Linked DNA regions of Homo sapiens: region 1 is linked to region 2. Evidence: chromatin contacts called from ENCODE Hi-C or POLR2A ChIA-PET data. All regions are on one chromosome and are shown on one strand. Each heading gives the region's core, a stretch centred on a gene start or an enhancer-like site at or near the end of the contact. The rest is flanking DNA. Distances are from core to core; before and after follow the strand shown.

Region 1 (6,685 bases), core at 894-3,393, 52 kb after region 2:
AGCGTAGGTTGTATCATAGCAACAACCCCAAATCACAGTGACTTAAAACCACAGAAGCTGGACTGGGTGCGGTGGCTCATGCCTGTCAGGAGTTCAAGACCAAGACCAGCCTGGCCGACATACCTGTCTCTACTAAAAATAAATTAGCCAGGGTTAGCTGGGTGTGGTGGTGGGCACCTGTAATCCCAGCTACTTGGGAGGCCGAGGCACGAGAATCGCTTGAACCTGGGAGGAGGAGTTGCAGTGAGCCGAGATTGTGCCACTGCACTCTAACCTGGGTGACAGAGTGAAACTCTCTCAACAAAAACCACGGTAGCCGCTGTCTCGCTCATACGAGGTGCCCATCACAGGTCAGCAGAGGACTCCACCTGTTGTGTCCCTTGGATATCTGGGCCGCTGGAGTCAGAAGTTGCCAGTGTTTGAGCCCAAGGGAAAGCACACAGGACATTCCCCAGGCAGTGACATCCTCTTTGGTCACTTCTGCCCACGTCACATGCCAGGAAACACAAGATGCCAAGTAGTCGGGAGGCAGGAGCCTGGGGTATTTGAGCAGTGTCAGCCACCACCGTAGCCAGTAATGCGCAGAGGGTGAATGCGTGCTTCAAACTGTGAGACTAAATCTGCAGCTAAATCTTTTTTTTTTTTTTCTGTGAGATGGAGTCTTGCTCTGTCACACAGGCTGGAGTGCAGTGGCACAATCTCAGCTCACTGCAACCTCTGCCTCCTGGGTTCAAGCAATTCTCCTGCCTCAGCCTCCCAAGTAGCTGGAATTATAGGCATGTACCACCACACCCGGCTAATTTTTGTATTTTTAGTAGAGACAGGGTTTTACCGTGTTGGCCAGGGTGGTCTCGAACTTCTGACCTTGTGGTCCACCTGCCTTGGTCTCCCAAAGTGCTGGGATTACAGGCGTGAGCCACAATGCCCAGCCTAAATCATTTCTTAGGGTACACACCTACCTTAATTCATCAGGTGCTTGACTTTAAATGGTTATTTTCACTGGTCAGTCATGCCTGACTGACCACTGCAAGGTGGAAGGTTCATTGATGTCAAGTGGGTGCTTCTCTGCAGCATCAAGCTGTCCAGTCCCGTGAAACGCCCACGGAAGGAGCCCGTGGATGAGGACCTGTACCCAGAGCACTACCGGAAATACTCCGACTACATCAAAGGCAGCAACCTGGATGCCCCTGAGCCCTACCGAATTGGCCGGATCAAAGAGATCTTCTGTCCCAAGAAGAGCAACGGCAGGCCCAATGAGACTGACATCAAAATCCGGGTCAACAAGTTCTACAGGTCAGCAGAGGCCTCTGTTCTTCCACGAGGCCACAGACTCTTCTAGAAGGCTCTGCCTGAAACAAGGTTGTGGCATAGCACCCACAGTTGTTCTAAGAGTTAGGTTGAAGTAGCTGTTTTTCCAAGTGTTTCTGATTATCGGTGGGCACTGATAATGACTAGAATTCTAGTTCCCAGCCCTCACTTTTAGGTCCTTATTTTAATGTTGCAGAGCCCTTTTTCCAAAAGAAATCCTTAAGCTGGCTGGGCACTGTAGCTCACGCCTCTAATCCTAGCACTTTGGGAGGCTGAGGCAGGAAGATCACTTGAGTCTAGGAGTTCAAGACCAGCTTGAGGAAACGTAGTGAGACCCCGGCCCTACCAAAAAAAAAAAAAAAAAAAGACTAGCTGGGCGTGGTGGCACACGCCTGTAATCCCAGCTACTTGGGAGGCTGAGGCTGAAGGGATCACTGAAACCCAGGAATTTGAGGCTGTAGTGAGCCATGATCCCACCACTGCACTCCGGCCTGGGTGACAGCCAGACCCCGTCTCAAAAGAAAAAACGGGTAGAGTGCCTGGGCACCCCCAGAGAACCTCCCAAGCTCCATCTATGACTGTCCAGGTTCTGTCCCGCTGTCCCCACCTCTTCCCAGGTCCTCCTTTCTGTCTCTGGGATTTTTTCTCTTTCCTAAGCTTTTGGCCTATTACGTTTTCTTTTTCTAAGACCCGAGTAACTTGCGGTGATTAGGCATTAACCTGAAACTAGCCTGTACAGGAAGCTATACACTTGCCTCACCTCTTAGCTAACATAGATCAAAGATTTCCTGAAGCCTTTGTAATAACAGGAAATAAAACAAGGGCTGTGAGTGGTACAGGTGAGAGAAACACACTCGAGAGGCTGCTACCGGCAGGCGGACACAGCAGGGCAGGGCCAGGCGTGCAGAGCAAGCAGCCAAGCTGACCTAATGGTTGGGGGGTCTCTACCCTGTGGTTCCCTAATTGGGGGCGAATCTACCTTGCAGTTCCCTCATTTGGGGAGGGGTTATCTTTACCTGCGGTTCCCTAAGTAGGGGGGTCTTTACCCTATGACTCCCTAACTGGGGAGGTCTTTACCCTGCGGTTCCATAACTGGGGGGTCTTTACCCTGCGGTTCCCAACTGGGTCGGGGGTCATTACCTGGCGGTTCCCTAATTGTGGGGGAATCTACCTTGCAGTTCCCTAATGTGAGGAGGGGATATCTTTACCCTGTGATTCCCTTACTGGGAGGGGTCTTTACCCTGCGATTCCCTAACTTGGGGGATCTTTACCCTGTGGTTCCCTAACTAGGGGGGGTCTTTACCCTGCAGTTCCCTAAATGGGGGGGAGTCTACCTTGCAGTTCCCCAGTGTGGGGAGGAGATATCTTTACCCTGCAGTTCCCTAACTGAGGGGGTCTTTACCCTGCGGTTCTCGAACTAGGGGGTCTTTACCCTGCAGTTCCCTGAGCACCCCAGGAACATGGTACTGTTTAATTCAGCATAAGCTCACCACAAAGGAGAGCTCCTAACGAGGCCTCTCCCGCTCGCAGGCCTGAGAACACCCACAAGTCCACTCCAGCGAGCTACCACGCAGACATCAACCTGCTCTACTGGAGCGACGAGGAGGCCGTGGTGGACTTCAAGGCTGTGCAGGGCCGCTGCACCGTGGAGTATGGGGAGGACCTGCCCGAGTGCGTCCAGGTGTACTCCATGGGCGGCCCCAACCGCTTCTACTTCCTCGAGGTGGTGCCCCTGCTTGCTAGAGGGAAGGCTTCGGGGTCAAAGTTGGCCAGAAGGAGTCTGATGTCGGGTTATACACAAGGCGGCTTGGCTGCAGGGTTTCAGCTTTTGTAAGAAGTGGGTGGTTGGCTGACGTGAAGCTGTTCTGCAGGAGCTTTACGGGGGTCTGAGCAGGGTTCTCCAGAGCACAAGTTGTATGAGATTCAAGTGGTCCCGGAGTTTAACACTCCTGGTTTTTAAAAAGTACGTCATTAGAGAACCTAACGTTTTAGTGTCTTGGTGCAACTGAACGTTGAGGACCATGAGGCAGCTTCCACCAGCCTGACTGGTGTCTTAGTATGAGTTGGAGAAGGTGCCCCTGCTCCTGGGTCCCTTGGGCCAGGCGCCTACGTCCAGGCCCAGCCCACATGCCTGTGCGGGTGGCCCTCGTTATGGAGAGGGCCCACGAGTCAGCTGATCAAGCTCATGACTTGTAAATTGTTGGGGCTTGGCCTTTCCGTGTTGTTACCTTAAAACGATACATCCACGTTCTCCCAGGCATGGATGAGGTAGCCCAATTGGACAGCAGATTCTGCATAGCACTTTTTCCTGTTCTAGAAGGTACTCTCAAGTGCTTGTAATAGGCATTTCAGTGTCAGCCAGATCAAATGTTAGTATTAATAAAATGGATTGTTTTAAGTTTCTATTGTAGCAAAGTCAAACTACTCTTATTGGTGGCTAATTGGTCATGGCCCCACTGAGGGAGAAATTAAGTGACTATCAAATTGCCTTCTTACTAGTCTGCGTTAGAGAGGGGACAGTGCGTTTCTCTCCCAAACGATTGCAGTTCTCTCCTTTTCAGGCCTATAATGCAAAGAGCAAAAGCTTTGAAGATCCTCCCAACCATGCCCGTAGCCCTGGAAACAAAGGGAAGGGCAAGGGAAAAGGTACGTCATTGTATGAGTTTCTTTTCAAGTTATTCTTCTGTAACTTGGAGGCTGCCTGTGAATCCCTCAGTGTAAAACCACCTCTGGTGTTACTGACTCTGGGACAGCGAGGCCGCCTGAGTTAACAAGGCGCTTGAGAGCAAGGTGGACTTGGACTCTGAGGATCGGGTTTAGCCTCTGGCCTCTCTCCCCCAGGGAAGGGCAAGCCCAAGTCCCAAGCCTGTGAGCCGAGCGAGCCAGAGATAGAGATCAAGCTGCCCAAGCTGCGGACCCTGGATGTGTTTTCTGGCTGCGGGGGGTTGTCGGAGGGATTCCACCAAGCAGGTGAGCGCCCGTAGGCTCCATCTCTGAATACCTGGTGAGCCCAGACCGGGCAGGTGCTACCTGAAACGACTTCCAACCCCGGTCACCTTCCTGACTCAAGAATCTCCTTCCGAGGCCAGGCACGGTGGCGCACGCCTGTAATCCCAGCACTTTGGGAGGCCGAGGTGGGTGGATCATGAGGTCAGGAGTTTGAGACCATCCTGGCCAACATGGTGAAACCCCGTCTCTAATAAGAATACAAAAATTAGCTGGGCGTGGTGGTGTGTGCCTGTAGTCCCAGCTACTCAGGAGGCTGAGGTGGGAGAATCGCTTGAACCTGGGAGGCAGAGCTTGCAGTGAGCCAAGATCACACCACTGCACTCCAGCCTGGGTGACAGAGCGAGACTCCATCTCAAAAAAAAAAAAAAATCTTCTGGAGAGTTGAAAGCATGGCTTCGTGCTTGATCTGCCAGGCATCTCTGACACGCTGTGGGCCATCGAGATGTGGGACCCTGCGGCCCAGGCGTTCCGGCTGAACAACCCCGGCTCCACAGTGTTCACAGAGGACTGCAACATCCTGCTGAAGCTGGTCATGGCTGGGGAGACCACCAACTCCCGCGGCCAGCGGCTGCCCCAGAAGGGAGACGTGGAGATGCTGTGCGGCGGGCCGCCCTGCCAGGGCTTCAGCGGCATGAACCGCTTCAATTCGCGCACCTACTCCAAGTTCAAAAACTCTCTGGTGGTTTCCTTCCTCAGGTAAACGGGTAGAAGCCCCCCAGTGTTGCCAGACGGCCCGGGGCTGTGCCGCATGTCAGCAGTGGTCATTTTCGCCCTGCACTGAGGCCTCTGCCCCCCGGAAGCTCACAGCTCAGCTCTCACCAGGGAGAGACTTTGATAACATTCGTGAGGGGCTTCCGGCACAGTGGGTCGTTTCTTCCCTCTGTCTGTGGAGGTGACTCCTGCAGTCTCTCCTGCCCCCTACAGCTACTGCGACTACTACCGGCCCCGGTTCTTCCTCCTGGAGAATGTCAGGAACTTTGTCTCCTTCAAGCGCTCCATGGTCCTGAAGCTCACCCTCCGCTGCCTGGTCCGCATGGGCTATCAGTGCACCTTCGGCGTGCTGCAGGTGGGCCCTGGGGCTGGGGCGGGCAGACAGATGTGGCCAGCACGTGACCCGGCCAGCAGCCAGCCATCCCTTACTGAAGGCAGGGTTCAATGGCATAGGCCTGCCATCCAGGCAGCAGAGGCTGGCATGGTGCTCTGTCCCACTGGCGGAGTCAGGGGAGATGCGTGCTCAGCCGGCCCCCAGCAAGTCCACCGCTAGTGTCTCTTGAGCTGTGTTCTCGAACATGCCTGGGAGGGCTGGCTACAATGGGCTTCTCGCCATGCAGCTCCTGGCTCCTTTCCCTCGATGGGGAAGGGTGAGCAGCCCACCATGGAGCACTGTGGAATGGCTGAGTCTGCACAGAGCGGGAGGGGAAGTGAGGTGCGCAGAGCCATGTGTAGGCGGCAGCTGTTCGATTGGTTTAAAAGACAGTTTTGCTCTGGGTAACTGCGCACACAAACCCCCACAGATGGCCGAGGGTTGCACTCCAGGTGGCTGTGTCTGCAGGGACAGGGATGGACATAGTCTGTGGGGCCCAGGCCTTATCTGAAAAGCATCCCCCATCCTCTCTGTATCAGCTCAGCAATTGAGGGCATAATTAAAAATGAAACAGCTATCCAGATGCTAGCACAGGATGTCTGCCTAAGTGGGCAAGCACTTGGCTACCCGGTCCCCTAGCTCAGCCTCAGGGCGACTCAGGCTCACCAGACAAGACTTGTTGCAGCCACGTTCTCTGTCCTTGTGACCACAGCCATCAGGGAAGCGACAGGGCTCCTGGTCTCCAGTGTTCTCCCCGAGTGCTAAGACCTTGGGGCCCTTGCAGTGCTTTCAGAGCTGGCCGGACTTCCCCGCAGGGTTTGCTCCCACCTTCCCCAGTGGCTGTCCCCTGGGCTCAGCTGCTTTTGTTCTTTATCTGCTCCAAACTCCTCTGACCAGGAGCACGCCTGCTGAGGTAACTGGGGATTTCTGCAAGTGCACTCCGCATTGGCCAGCCACTCCCGACTCAGGCTGCTGACCCTGGGCCTGGGTCTGGCCAGTCCAGTTGGGAGTGTCCCACTGACGGTGGGGTTGTCCGTCCTTCTCCCCCACAGGCCGGTCAGTACGGCGTGGCCCAGACTAGGAGGCGGGCCATCATCCTGGCCGCGGCCCCTGGAGAGAAGCTCCCTCTGTTCCCGGAGCCACTGCACGTGTTTGCTCCCCGGGCCTGCCAGCTGAGCGTGGTGGTGGATGACAAGAAGTTTGTGAGCAACATAACCAGGTAGGTGGCCCCCGTCGCTCCTCCACACACTGCCGAGCAGGCCTCAGTAGCTCATGGGGCCCGTG
Region 2 (7,155 bases), core at 3,087-5,586:
GCAGAGGTTACAGTGAACCGAGATCGTGCCACTGCACTCCAGCTTGGGCAACAGAGTGAGACTCTGTCAAAAAAAAAAAAAAAAGAAAAAAAAAAAGAAAAAAACTTAGCCCCATTTACTAATAGTATTTTATTTACCATCTTATCAATTTTTCAGTGTACAGTTCAGTATATACACATTGTTGTGCAACAGATCTCTGGAATCATTTTGTAAAACTGAAACTCTTGAACAATAACTCCTTTTCCTCCTTCCCCCCCGGCCTTGGTAACCACTATTCTACTTTCTGTTTCTAAGATTTTGATTACTTTAGATACTTCATAAGTGGAATTGTATGGTATTTGTCTTTGTGTGATTAGGTTCTCTCACTGTGCGTAATGTCCTCAAGGTTCATCCATGTTGTAGCATATAATAAGATATTTTTTCTTTTCTTTTGTTTTTTGGAGACGGAGTTTCACTCTTGTCACCCAGGCTGGAGTGCAATGGTGTGATCTCAGCTCACTGCAACCTCCACCTCTCGGGTTCAAGCAGTACTCTTGCCTTAACCTCCTAAGTAGCTGGGATTACAGGTGCATGCCACCATACCCAGCTAATTTTGTATTTTTACTTTTATATTATTTATTTATTTATTTATTTATTTATTTTGAGATGGAGTTTCCCTCTTGTTGCCCAGGCTGGAGTACAATGGTGTAATCTCAGCTTACCTCAACCTCCACCTCCAGGGTTCAAGCAATTCTCCTGCCTCAGCCTCCGGAGTAGCTGGGGTTATAGGCATGAGCCACTATGTCCAGCTAATTTTGTATTTTTAGTAGAGATGGGGTTTCTCCATGTTGGCCAGGCTGGTCTCGAACTCCTGACCTCAGGTGATCCACCCGCCTTGGCTTCCCAAAGTGTTGGGATTACAGGTGTGAGCCACTGCACCTGGCCATTTTTTCTTTTTTAAAGACTGAATTAGGCTGGGTGCAGTGGCTTACACCTGTAATCCCAGCGCTTTGGGAGGCCAAGGCCAGCAGATCGCTTGAGCTCAGGAGTTTGAGACCAGCCTGGGCAACATGGAGAAATCCTGTCTCTACAAAAAATATAAAAAGTTAGCCCATTGTGGTGGCACATACCTGTAGTCCCAGCTACTTAAGAAGCTGAGGTAGGAGTATGCCTTGAGCCCAGGAGTTTGACACCTGCCTGGGCAACACAGCAAGACCCCATCTCTTAGCAGCAATATGATCTTTTTTTTTTTTTTTCCTGTCTCTTGGCTGTTGTGACTAATGCTGCAATGAAGACGGGTATGCAAATATCTCTTTAAGATCCTCTTTTCAATTCTTTTGAATTTATATCCAGAAATGGGATTGCTGGATCATATGATAATTCTATTTTTAATTTTTTTGAGGAACTTCCATGCTGTTTCTCATAGCAGCTCCACCATTTTATTCGACTCTCAACCGTGCACAAGGGTTCCAGTTTCTCCACATCTTCACCAACACTTATTATTTGACAGTGGCCATTCTAAGGGGTCTTAGGGATATTTCATTGTGGTTTTGATTTGCATTTCCCTGATGACCAGTGATGTTGAGCATCTTTTCATATGCCTGTTTTCTATTTGCATATCTCCTTTGGGAAAGTATGTATTCAAATCATTTGCTCTTTTTGTTTGTTTTTGAGACGGAGTCTCGCTCTGTTGCCCAGGCTGGATGGAGTGCAGTGGTGCAATCTCGGCTTGCTGCAAGCTCCACCTCCTGGGTTCACACCATTCTCCTGCCTCAGCCTCCTGATTAGCTGAGACTACAGGCGACTGCCACCACGCCTGGCTAATTTTTTGTATTTTTAGTAGAGATGGGGTTTCACCACGTTAGCCAGGATGGTCTCGATCTCCTGACCGCGTGATCCGCCTGCCGCCTGGGCCTCCCAAAGTGCTGGGATCACAGGTGTGAGCCACCGCACCCAGCCCATTTGCTCATTTGTAAATCGAGTTTTTGTTGTTGCATTGTAGAAATTTATTATTTTTTAAATTTTTATTTGAGACAGAGTTTCTCTCTTGTTGCGCAGGCTGGAGCGCAATGGTGCAATCTCGGCTCACTGCAACCTCCGCATCCCAGGTTCAAGTGATTCTCCTGCCTCAGCCTTCCGAGTAGCTGGGATTACAGGCACACCACCATGCCCAGCAAATTTTTATATTTTGAGGAGAGACAGGGTTTCACCATGTTGGCCAGGCTGGTCTCAAACTCTTGACCTCAGGTGATCCACCCGCCTTGGCCTCTCAAAGTGCTGGGATTACAGGCGTGAGCCACCAAGCCTGACGGGTAGTAATTTATTTTTTATATAATTTTTTTCTTCTTTTTTTGGTAGAGACGAGGTTTTGCCATGTTGCTCAGGCTGGTCTAAAACTACCGGGCTCAAGTGATCTGCCTACCCGGGCCTCCCAAAGTGCAGGGATCACAAGCATGAACCACCATGCCTGGCTGTAATTTTTCATATATTCCGGATATTAACCCTTTACCAGATAATACAGTTTGCAAACTTTTTTTTTCCCCATTCTGTAGGTTGCCTTTTCACTGTTGGTCATTTCTTTTGCTGTATAGCTATCCTTAAGTTTGTTGCAAACCCATTTGTCTATCTTTTGTCTTGTTGCCTGTGTTTTGCTGTCATATCCAAGAAATCATTGCCAAATCCATTGTCATGAAGCTTTTCCCCATGTTTTCTTCTAGGAGCACTATAGTTTCAGGTCTTATGTTTAATCTTTAATAAGTTTTGTGTTTTTGTATATGGTGTAAGGTAAGGGTCCAACTTCATTCTTTTGTATGTGGTTATACAGTTTTCTCAGCACCATTTGTTAAAGACACAATCTTTCCCCCATGTTCTGGTGCTTTAAAAAAAAAAAAAATTCTGGCTGGTTACGGTGGCTTAGGCCTATAATCCCAGCACTTTGGGAGGCTGAGGCAAGTGGACTGCTTGAGGCTAGGAGTCCCAGACTAGCCTGGCCAACATGGTGAAACCCTGTCTCTACCACCGAAGATACAAAAATTAGCCAGGCGTGGTGGAGTACGCCTGTAATCCCAGCCTACTAGGGAGGCTGAGGCATGAGAATCGCTTGAACCTGGGAGGCAGAGGTTGCAGTGAGCCAAGATCTCACCACTGCACGCCAGCCGGGGTGACAGAGTGAGGCAGGGTCTTACCCTGTCGCCCAGGCAGGAGTCCAGTGGCCCAATCATGGCTCATTGCAGCCTACACTGCCAGGGTTCAAGCCATCCTCCCACCTCAGCCTCCCAAGTAGCTAGGATTACAGGTGTGTGTCACCATGCCCAGCAAATCTTTGTATTTTTTGTAGAGATGGGGTATCCCTATGTTGCTCAGGCTGGTCTTGAACTCCTAACCTCAAGCGATCCTCCCACCTGGGCCTCTCAAAGCACTGGGATTACAGGCGTGAGCCACTGCGCCTGACATGGTGCTTCTTAATTTATTCTTACTTTTTATTTTTATTTTTTTGAGACAAGGTCTTGCTCTGTCTCCCAGGCTGGAATGTAGTGGTACAATCATGGCTCACTGCAACCTCTGCCTCTCCGGTTCAAGTGATCTTCCTGCCTCAACCTCTGGAGTAGTTTGGACTATGGGCACATGCCACAACGACTAGCTAATTTTTGTTTTTCTTTTTTTCTTTCTTTCTTTCTTTCTTTTTTTTTTTTTTTGAGATGCAGTTTCTCTATGTTACCTAGGCTGGTCTAAAACTCCTGGGCTCAAGCGATCCTCCCACCCTGGCCTCCCAAAGTGCTGGGATGACAGGCGTGAGCCACGTGGTGCTTAAAAAAGGCAACAAAAAACCCCCCACACACTGGGTATAGAAGTGGCATGGGCCTCTATACACTGTGAGATTCTTGGTACTAGCTACAAATTCTGTGTATACTCAAGATTTTCTAGAGTAGGTGCAATTACCCCGTTTTACAGATGAGGACACAGAGGCTGAGCCGTAGTGACCCACCTAAGGTCGTATAGCCAGCAAATAGATGGAGGTTGGATTGGAACTGAGGACTTTACTCAAGGGCTCTCACAAACCCTTGGGGGCTTCTCGCTGCTTTATCCCCATCACACCTGAAAGAATGAATGAATGAATGCCTCGGGCACCGTGCCCACCTCCCAGCAAACCGTGGAGCTTGGACGAGCCCACTGCTCCGCGTGGGGGGGGTGTGTGCCCGCCTTGCGCATGCGTGTTCCCTGGGCATGGCCGGCTCCGTTCCATCCTTCTGCACAGGGTATCGCCTCTCTCCGTTTGGTACATCCCCTCCTCCCCCACGCCCGGACTGGGGTGGTAGACGCCGCCTCCGCTCATCGCCCCTCCCCATCGGTTTCCGCGCGAAAAGCCGGGGCGCCTGCGCTGCCGCCGCCGCGTCTGCTGAAGCCTCCGAGATGCCGGCGCGTACCGCCCCAGCCCGGGTGCCCACACTGGCCGTCCCGGCCATCTCGCTGCCCGACGATGTCCGCAGGCGGTAGGTACCATGGGGGGGAACACGGACTCAGGGGGACAGGCAGGGCGCTGGGTGGGGGGTCGCTTCCCCTCGGGGTGGCCGGTGGCCGCTGCTGACAGACGGGCGCGCATGCGTGGGGTGGTGCGGCGCGCAGCGGCAGTTGGCGCGGGCAGGGTGGCACTTCCGGTCGCGCGTGCCCGGGCTGTTTGGCGCCAAAATGGACCGTGGATTCCCCCGTAGCTCCCTGGTGGCTAGAAACTAGGCGGGGTGGGGGTTCTCTTTTGATCCCCAAATACAGCAAGCTTTGGGTTCGTTTCCGGGGTCCCCTTCTTCAAGCAGCGGTGGGCCGGGCTCTTGACTCCAGCTTGGTCGCACAGGAAGTGGGCAGCCCGCGGCCAACGGACACCCCTCGGGCACCGGCACTTCGGCCTCCACTTCCGGTGTCCGGCCCGGTCCCCGGGGGCGCTTCTGTGGTGGGGGGTCCCTCAGTGCCTTTCCCCCAAAGCTGTGCATCTCGATGGCGGCCTCCAGAGACGGATGTCACCCGTCGGGGCCTGGGCTGGGCTGGCTCATGTTCGAGAGCCCAGCCTTCCGTGGGGTACTCATTCTGTCAGTTGGGACTGTGTGGTTCTTGCTCCTTGGGAAAGTCCATGTTTTGGCAGGAACTTTAACCGTGCATTGCAGCGCAGGGCCCGGGAAGCGTGAAGGCTGCATGGTTGGTCTTTTCCTGTAAATCTGTGCCTGTGAGCCGTGGGCATCAGGGAAGTCTTGCTAATGAGAACTGGCTACACTTTCGTGTGTGTTTGTGTGTGTTCATGGGTGTGTTCTTTAGTGTGTGTCTAATGTTGGAGGCCCTGGCTTTAGCAGTTCATGCCTCTGTCCAACTTCCGTGCACAAGGATCAGTGGGAGCACTGGTCCCAGCCCCTTGTTCATGAACGCCATCAGTTCATTCCTGAAAACTTGTTCAAGTGAGGTGTGCGTGAGTCAGAGGAACCCTCACCAGGCGTGGACACTTCCAGCTGGATTTGTGAAAGCACTCTTTGCCATTTTTCTATTTCCTTAGGCTTGTTAACTGACCTGGTTGGGCCAGTCCGGTTCTGATTTGGGTCTTTGGGGAGGGATGGATATTTGGTTCAACCCCCGCTTTTTTTCTTTTCTTTTTTTTTTTTTTTTTGAAGGCTGGGTGCTGTGGCTTATGCCTGTAATCCCAGCAATTTGGGAGGCAGTGGCGGACGAATCTCTTGAGCCAGGAGTTTGAGACCAGCCTGGGCAACAAGGCAAAACCCCATGTCTACTAAAAATACAAAAATTAGCCTGGAGTAGTGCCGTGCGCCTGTGGTCCCAACTACTCAACAGACTAAGGTGGGAGTATCACTTGAGCCCCAGAGGTTGAGGCTGTGTGTAGCGAGCTGAGATCGCGCTATTGCACTCCAGCCTGGGTGACAGAGTGAGACCCTGTCTCAAAAAAAGAAACACTTTTTATTTTTAGAGATGGGTCTCACTCTGTTGTCCAGGCTGGAGTGCCCTGGCACAATTATAACTCACTGTAGCCTTGAACTCCTGGGCTTAAGGGATCCTCAGCCTCCTGAGTAGCTGGGACCACAGGCGCCCACCACCATGCCCAGATGACTTTCTTAGTTTTTGTTTCTGTATACGTGAGGTTTCACCATATTGCCCAGGCTGGTCTTAAACCCCTGCCCTCAAGCAGTCCTCCTGCCTTTGTGTCCCAAAGGTTAGGATTACAAGTATGAGCCATCATGCCTTAACTACTACTTTTTTTTGTTTGTTTGTTTGAGATGGAGTCTCATTCTTTCACCCAGGCTGGAATGCGGTGGCGTGATCTCGGCTCACTGCAACCTCCACTTTCAGGGTTCAAGTGATTCTCCTGCCTCAGCCTCCGAAGTAGCTGGGATTACAGGTGCACACCACCACGCCTGGCTAATTTTTGTGTTTTCAGTGGAGTCGGGGTTTCTCCATGTTGGTCAGGCTGGTCTCGAACTCCTGACCTCGTGATCCACCTGCCTCAGCCTCCCAAAGTGCTGGGATTATAGTCAAACCACTTCTTAACCAGTTAGTGGGTATATATCTTCTTGAATCATCTGTGCCAGTATTCTCCCAAAATAAAACTTGATTTAAAATGGAATGGAAGTGAAATTATGAAAGTGCCTGGCTTCATGATGTTACACCCAATTCAGAGAAGTTTGGGCCCGGCCTTCCTTTTTTATTCCTTTTTTTTATTTTGTAGAGATGGGGTCTTGCCATGTTGCTCAGGCTGGTCTTCGATTCCTGGCCTCAAGCGATCCTCCTGCCTCAGCTTCCCAAAGTGTTGGGATTACGGGTGTGAGCCACCATGCCCAGCCTGCCCAGCCTTCTTGAAAACATGACCTCCACTGGCTCAATGACCTTAAACAAGCGTATGCCACCTCTATATCCATAGTCTAGGAATAATGACATGGGTTTTCAGCTGGTATTGGGTTAAATGAGAATATGCATGGCACATAAAGGTTCACATGCTAGTGGCTAACTTAGCTTGTTTTTTTCAGTTTTTTTTTAAGAGACAGGATCTCACTGTGTCACCCAGGCTGGAATGCAGTGGCACAGTCATGGCTTACTGCAGCCTTGAACCCCTGAGCTCAAGCAATCCTCCTGCCTTAGCCTCCTGAGTGGCTGGCACATGCCACCATGCCCAAGTTAATCCTTAAAAAA

The links. A loop is a pair of places that touch in the nucleus more often than their neighbours do. ChIA-PET counts read pairs that join two places held with the same protein, here RNA polymerase II (POLR2A). Pooled maps may share reads with other maps.
Region 1: a map of CD4-positive, alpha-beta T cell shows a loop between it and region 2 (2.5-fold over the local background). The contact joins the enhancer-like site here to the promoter of DNMT1 in region 2. A Hi-C loop is called at or near these places in 4 of 168 maps with a recorded cell type or tissue (CD4-positive, alpha-beta T cell, CD8-positive, alpha-beta T cell, G401 and 1 more), 1 of 37 single-sample maps with no recorded cell type and 5 of 50 pooled maps. POLR2A ChIA-PET finds 5 or more read pairs at or near these places in 22 of 52 experiments (A549, CD4-positive, alpha-beta T cell, CD4-positive, alpha-beta memory T cell and 17 more).

The regions. Positions count from the first base shown.
Region 1 is chr19:10,138,374-10,145,058 of GRCh38, reverse strand. DNMT1 (DNA methyltransferase 1) reads left to right here. Exons shown (of 41, transcript NM_001130823.3): 29 at 1,072-1,293; 30 at 2,839-3,031; 31 at 3,870-3,954; 32 at 4,150-4,278; 33 at 4,731-5,013; 34 at 5,242-5,383; 35 at 6,454-6,620. Among named protein-coding and RNA genes, the nearest start is that of EIF3G, 22 kb to the right of the region's middle. Within about 2 kb of position 2,143, at least 6 of the 41 ENCODE cell types and tissues checked have a DNase peak (open chromatin) inside an H3K27ac peak, as active enhancers do; they include CD4-positive, alpha-beta T cell and CD8-positive, alpha-beta T cell, where a contact is called at or near this core.
Region 2 is chr19:10,192,134-10,199,288 of GRCh38, reverse strand. DNMT1 (DNA methyltransferase 1) reads left to right here and starts at 4,336. Exons shown (of 41, transcript NM_001130823.3): 1 at 4,336-4,469. The coding sequence starts at 4,390. RefSeq lists an enhancer at 3,903-4,132 and a silencer at 4,393-4,632.